Linked DNA regions of Homo sapiens: region 1 is linked to region 2. A link is an interaction called in ENCODE POLR2A ChIA-PET data of the cell type or tissue named here. Cell type or tissue: Panc1. All regions are shown on one strand. Each heading gives the region's core, and the rest is flanking DNA. Links, peaks and the distances in the headings are about the cores only. Region 1 holds the start of SALL2 (spalt like transcription factor 2). Region 2 has its middle 260 kb from the start of OR4E1.

Region 1 (2,921 bases), core at 301-2,800, 410 kb before region 2:
TAACAAGGAGGCCAGTAACCGCTAGTTGGGGGTGGGGAGATGAGCTCACCATCAGGGCCATGCAGAAGTCTAGAGCTCAGGCCTGATCCGTGTGGACAGGAGACAACCCGGCATGGGGCAGGGGGGTGGGGAGGGAGGAGGGGAGGGGGGCAAGAGCATGCTACTCCCCTCCTCAGCCACCCTCCCTTCCCCAGGCCACAAGCGAGTTCACGGAATAGGTGTGGGGACAGGGGCCTACGCAGAGAATCATGCATTTTCTCCCACCCACCGAAAGTCTTCGCCGCCCCTGCGCATCCCCCTCCGCCCCCACCCCTGCCCAGCCCGACCGACCCTACCGCACCTCCGAGCTCTGCCGGCTCCCCGCAGGGCACCCCGAGACGAGAGCTCCTCTCGGATTCGTGCGCCATGGTTGTGGGGGAAGTGGAGGGCCAGGTGGGGTGGGAGACAATGGATATTGGGATTGAGGGAGGCGATGGCCGCTGGGTCTGCGGCAGCCTCTGCACCCAGCGGCCCAGACTGCGGAGATGGAGATCGGCAGCGGCGGGGGCAGGGAGCAGCGGCGGAGGGGGAGGGGAGCGAGGAGGCGGGGAGAAGCTGGAGTGAGAAAGCGGGGAGAGGGGAGATCTGGGAGGAGCTGATGAGGAGGGGAGTTTATGGGGAGGAGCTGCTGGGGAGGGAGGCGGGAGCTAGAGGAGGCGGGAGAAGGGAGCGCTAGCGGGGGCGTGGGGGCGGGAGCTCAGAGCTCGGGAGAGTTTCCGGAGGCGCAGTGACAGGTGCTGTGAAGCACTGCGGGGGTCCACCTTTCCCGGTCCCTGGCCAGCTCCCCCCATCTGCAGATGCCTTTGCCCAGGCCTACCCTCCTCCCCCCGCCCTCCCCTCCTAAGCTCTAGGGGCACAGTGGGAAACGTAGCCCTGCTCAGTGGAGCAAGGCGATAGGCTTCTCTTATTTTTCTTTGGATAAAGGATCCGCTGAGCTTGGAAAAAGTGGATTCCAGAGAGGGTCGTCTGATCTCCTCAGAGGTCTGAGGGCCAGAAGAAGAGGGGGAGATCAGAACATCCACTCCTCACCAGCACACACACCCCAAAATATTCGAAGTTTTGTCTCGTCTTTCTCACTTCCATTCCCACCCTACCCCCATCCCTCTCCACAAAAGAAGTTTCTCAGGGTGGGCGGCTGCAAGGTAGAATTTCCCAGGAAGTCATTTCAGGACTCTCTGCGGAACACTAAGCCCCTTCACTCCCCGCCCCTCCTCCCCCTGAATAATAGCTGAATGCAGGTTACTCCGCAGATCGCCCAGCCTACACAACACCTAATTCATAGAGTCCATGCTTATTTAATAAGCCATCTCCTATTTAGTACCCTCTTCCTCCTCTATTCTCCTCTTGCAACATTCCTCACACCGTCACTATTAAAGACAGTGGGTTTGGGGAGACGCTAGCCTGCAGAGGCCTACGGAGGCCCACCCAGCTCTAACCTGGGGGGGAGGGGAGCCCTCTTGAAACAATGCGGTAGGAACTACCAGGCAGCCCTCAGTGTCTAAAGCCCTTTCAGCCCCAGCCTGATTTGAATGCTTAGAAATAGCTAACACCTGCTCACCATCACAGAGGCAGCCTCCTATTCAGACAGGATAAGTAAGAATAAAATGCCTCCTGGACCAGGTATTCTGGCATTCTCTTTTTTACCTTGAAATGAGTCTTAAAGTGCTTCCCACTTCCTAAAATACTTTCTCTTACATGCAGGAAGTGACCACAAGTCCTTGGTTTTGTGGTTTCCCTGGGCATCAGTAAACCTAAATTGTTTTAATCCCAGTTCTATTCTTGCCTCACTGATAAAACTGAGACATGGTGGTCAGTCACACCATGTTATACCACCGTTTCCCTCTTCATAAAGTGGTAATATTGTAGCTGCAGTATTTTACTCAGAAAAATATTGTGGGGACAAAAAATTGAAAAATTGGACAATATTAATGTGTAAACCAGGTATGGTGGTGCACACTTGTAGCCCCAGCTACTTGGGAGGCTGAGGCAGGAGAATTGCTTTAGTCCAGGAGTTTGAGGCTGCAGTGAGCTGTGATCACACCTGTGAATAACCACTGCCCTCCAGCTTCGGCAACATAGTGAGGCCCCATTACTTTAAAAAAAAAAAAAAGCCGGGCGCGGTGGCTCACTGTAATCCCAGCACTTTGGGAGGTGGGCAGATCACGAGGTCAGAAGTTCCAGACCAGCATGGCCAACATGTTGAAACCCCGTCTCTACTAAAAATACAAAAATTAGCTGGGCATGATGGTACACCTTTAATCCCAGCTACTGGGGCAGCTGAGCCAGGAGAATGGCTTGAACCCAGGAGGTGGAGGTTGCAGGGGGCTGAGATCGTGGCATTGCACTCCAGCCTGGGCAACAAGAGTGAAACTGCGTCTCAAAAAAAAAAAAAAGTCTAAAAAAATTAATATGTACATGTGAGATTTTTAAAGTTTGGGGAGTCCTGAATTTAATCAATGAGATAATTTACATTGTCAGTAGCAAAATAATCGAAGTAACCTTAAATACACATATACTAAAATTAGATCTGTTTTCCATGTTGTTTGTTAATCTTATTAATTTCTGAGGTAAGATATTGGCTAATATCAGCAGCATATTTCAAAGGTAGGAAGTCTTTTATTGCAGTGGGTGGGGGAGCTGAAACAACCTATTTAAAATATTAGTAACATCCACTTTACTTCTCAACATAAATTTTGCCTGTGTTTTTAAACTTAAAACAGTTTACTGAATTATGTTTTGAAACTTCAGATAATAAGGCTCTTAGCATTGTGAGTCATAATTCTGAAATGGACGGGTTCTGTGCTTCCAGGCCTGGACTTACAAATGAGGGAGGGGGGTTCTATTTCAGTTTATGGCAAGTCACAGTTTTGTGCAATGTGGTT
Region 2 (2,921 bases), core at 167-2,666:
TGGGTTGTCTTTTTTTTCTGCTGAGTTGTAAGAGTTCTTTATATATTCTGGATATTGATCTTTTGTCGGATATATGATTTGATATTTTTTTTTCCATTCCATGGGTTGTTTATCCACTCTGTCACTCCATTAATTGTGCCCTTTGATGCACAGTAGTTTTTAATTTTGATGTAGTCAAGTTTATCTAAGTTTTCTTTTGCATCCTATGCTTTTGGTATTATAGCCAAGAAATTATTGCCAATTCCATGCTTTCTGAAGGCTGAAAAAAAAGAAAAAAAGAAAAAGAAATTATTGCCAAATCTAAATCGCGATGCTTTTCCTGTAAGATAAGAGTGCAGTTTCACTCTTTTGCATGTGGATATCCAGTTTTTCCCAACACTGTTTGTTGAAAAGACTTTCCTTTCACCCTTAAACAGTCTTAGGACCCTTTCCTAAAATAATTTGGTTGTAAATGTGAAGGTTTAATTTTGGGCTCTCTATTGTATTGCATTGGTCTATATGACTGTCATTATGCAAGCACCACACAGCTTTTGCTATATTACTGTAGCTTTGTAATCAGCTTTGAAATCAGGAAGTGTTAGACCTTCCAAACTTGTTCCTTTTCAAGATTATTTTGGCTATTTGGGGTTTCACAAGCTGCCATATGAACTTTTGGATGGATTTTTCTATTACTGCAAAAACACTATTGGGATTTTGATAGGGATTGAATTGAATCTGTAGATTGCTTTTGGTAGCATCGACATTTTAATGATGTTAAATTCTCCAATCCATAAATATCAGATGTCTTTCAACTTATTTGTGCCTTATTTAATTTATTTCAGCAACATTTTTGTTTTCATTGTGCAAGTCTTTAGCATTGTTGTTTAAGTTTATTCCTAAGTATTTTATTCTTTTTGATGCTATTGCAAATGGAATTATTTTCTTAATTTCCAAAGTGTTCATTGTTAGTTTATAGAAATGCAATTGATTTTTGTGTGCTGTTTCTGTATCCTTCAAGTTTGTTGAATTCATTTATTAGTTCTAACTACAAGCATATTTAATGGTGGAATTTCAGGTGTTGTGACAGCAGATTGGAGAACAGGACATTTGTCTCATGTCCCTCAGGATAACTCATGTAGGCTGCAAAACTTCAAGCATACATAGAAGCATCAACTTCATAATGTAATCATTTTATATCTTTAATACATCAGGCCCTTCAAAATTTAGTTTAAATGTTGAGAAGTCAAAGAATGATGTCCTTCTAAGAATAAATATTCTAACACATGATGATGTGCTGAACAAGATGAAGAATTTGTATTTGGATACATATTTTTAAAGCAATGTTTAGTTAGTAATTGAAAATACTAAACCAGGAGAAAATAATGTGCACTCTGGTTTCCATACTAGAGAGATATAGAAGCAGAAAGTTTTACCTCAGTCCACAGATCTAGTAAATAAACATCCAACACTTAAACTTGGGTCATTTGACTCCAATTGATGAATTTTCAGCAAACAATGAAATATAAAAGTAAGCCAATTCAATATACAACTCCAGAAGTTATAAAATTAACAGTAAAATAAAATGGTTGAGAGTAGATTGAAGGAATTAAAAATAAAAGCAAGAAATTAATGGCTCAAAGGAAAATAACAAAATCAATGATAAAACCACAACATGATATTTTGAAAATAATTACAATACTAACATGATCCAGAAAAAAAAAGTGAGAAGGGACAAATGCATGCACAAAAAAAAACAACATAATTAAGTTGAATTTATTTTGGGAATGTAAAGATGATTTAATACTTGAAAATCTATTAATATAATGCTTGAAATTAACAAACTTTAAGAAGGCCAAAGATGTTCTAATGCCTGGTTTGGTGGATTGTTTCATTTGGATCTAGGATGATTCACTGTACCTGTGCATTTGTGCAAGCTCATTTAATTTGGTTGGCTCTTAAAAATATTCGGATTCTTTCTCTTAATTTGACCCCAATTATAGATATAGTGTTATTGTTCTTAAATTTCTTGTTGCATTTAGATTATTTCTATGAAGAAAGGGGAAAATGATAAATTTATTCAATCATATTTATGACAAAGTTTTGGCTTCCATATTATTGTTTTTGTATTTTTCTTTTATTGTGAAGTGTACCAAGTTTTATTTTAGAAATTGCTGGACCAGTAAATATTGTTCAAGTTGATGGGTTGTATAGACTTCAGATTTTTGGAATGTTCTTGAAAATTATTCCCATTTATGTCCTTAAACCTTGCATAATCTTGTGAAATAATGCTTCATAACAATGACTGACTGTGCACAGATTAAACAATGCTTTAAATAATGTTAGTCATTAGGAAGAATTAAGCTATGATCCTGTATGTGAGAAATTTTCATACTGGTTAATTTGAACAACTATGCTTTAGACTCCTTTATCACAAGCAAGTTTCCAGGAACAGAAAGAGAGTGGTCACTGGCCATGAATAAAGTTCCAGTACTCTGGTGGTTCACAGAAGTTTAGGAACTTTTTCAGCCTTGCTACCATGCATTGCTCATCAGGTGTTTAATAATTGGTCTGAAAGGAATGCTTATGCCACTACCTGGTGGTCAGCTCCTAAACTGCAGTTTATTCATCCTTTAAAATATGTTTTCTTTCCTCTTTTAGTCAAAGAATGAGACCTGAAATTATTTAATTATTTTAAAAAATTTCATTTGGATAAATAGAGCACCTATTAACTTGCTGTCTTAAAATATTTCAAGGGCTTGGGAAAAAGTCACGTTGGTGTCTTCTAACTTCTCTCTGAAATTTCTCTGAAAGCAATTTATACTGGAAAAAATAGGGAACACATGTTTTGCTATTAATGAGATTTATGTTCAAAACTATTAACTTTGCCATGTACTTACTTGCTGAATACTTTTGTGTTTTGTTACATTTTTTTTGTAAAGTGT

Evidence for each region. ChIA-PET counts read pairs that join two places held together with the same protein. Peaks named below come from ENCODE experiments on the same cell type or tissue, not always from the same donor. Only the 100,000 strongest peaks of a DNase experiment are listed, where the experiment ranks them.
Region 1: POLR2A ChIA-PET joins it to region 2 with 16 read pairs; 2 of 35 experiments call an interaction of 5 or more read pairs at or near these places.

Annotation. Positions count from the first base shown.
Region 1 is chr14:21,525,721-21,528,641 of GRCh38, forward strand. SALL2 (spalt like transcription factor 2) reads right to left here and starts at 626. Exons shown (of 2, transcript NM_001364564.1): 1 at 341-626. The coding sequence starts at 407. RefSeq lists enhancers at 217-1,044, 1,045-1,872 and a silencer at 504-563. In Panc1, for the core only: no CTCF peak of the experiment used is centred there; no DNase peak of the experiment used is centred there; H3K4me3 peaks cover 855 bases.
Region 2 is chr14:21,931,315-21,934,235 of GRCh38, forward strand. It overlaps TRA. Among named protein-coding and RNA genes, the nearest start is that of OR4E1, 260 kb to the left of the region's middle. In Panc1, for the core only: no CTCF peak of the experiment used is centred there; no DNase peak of the experiment used is centred there.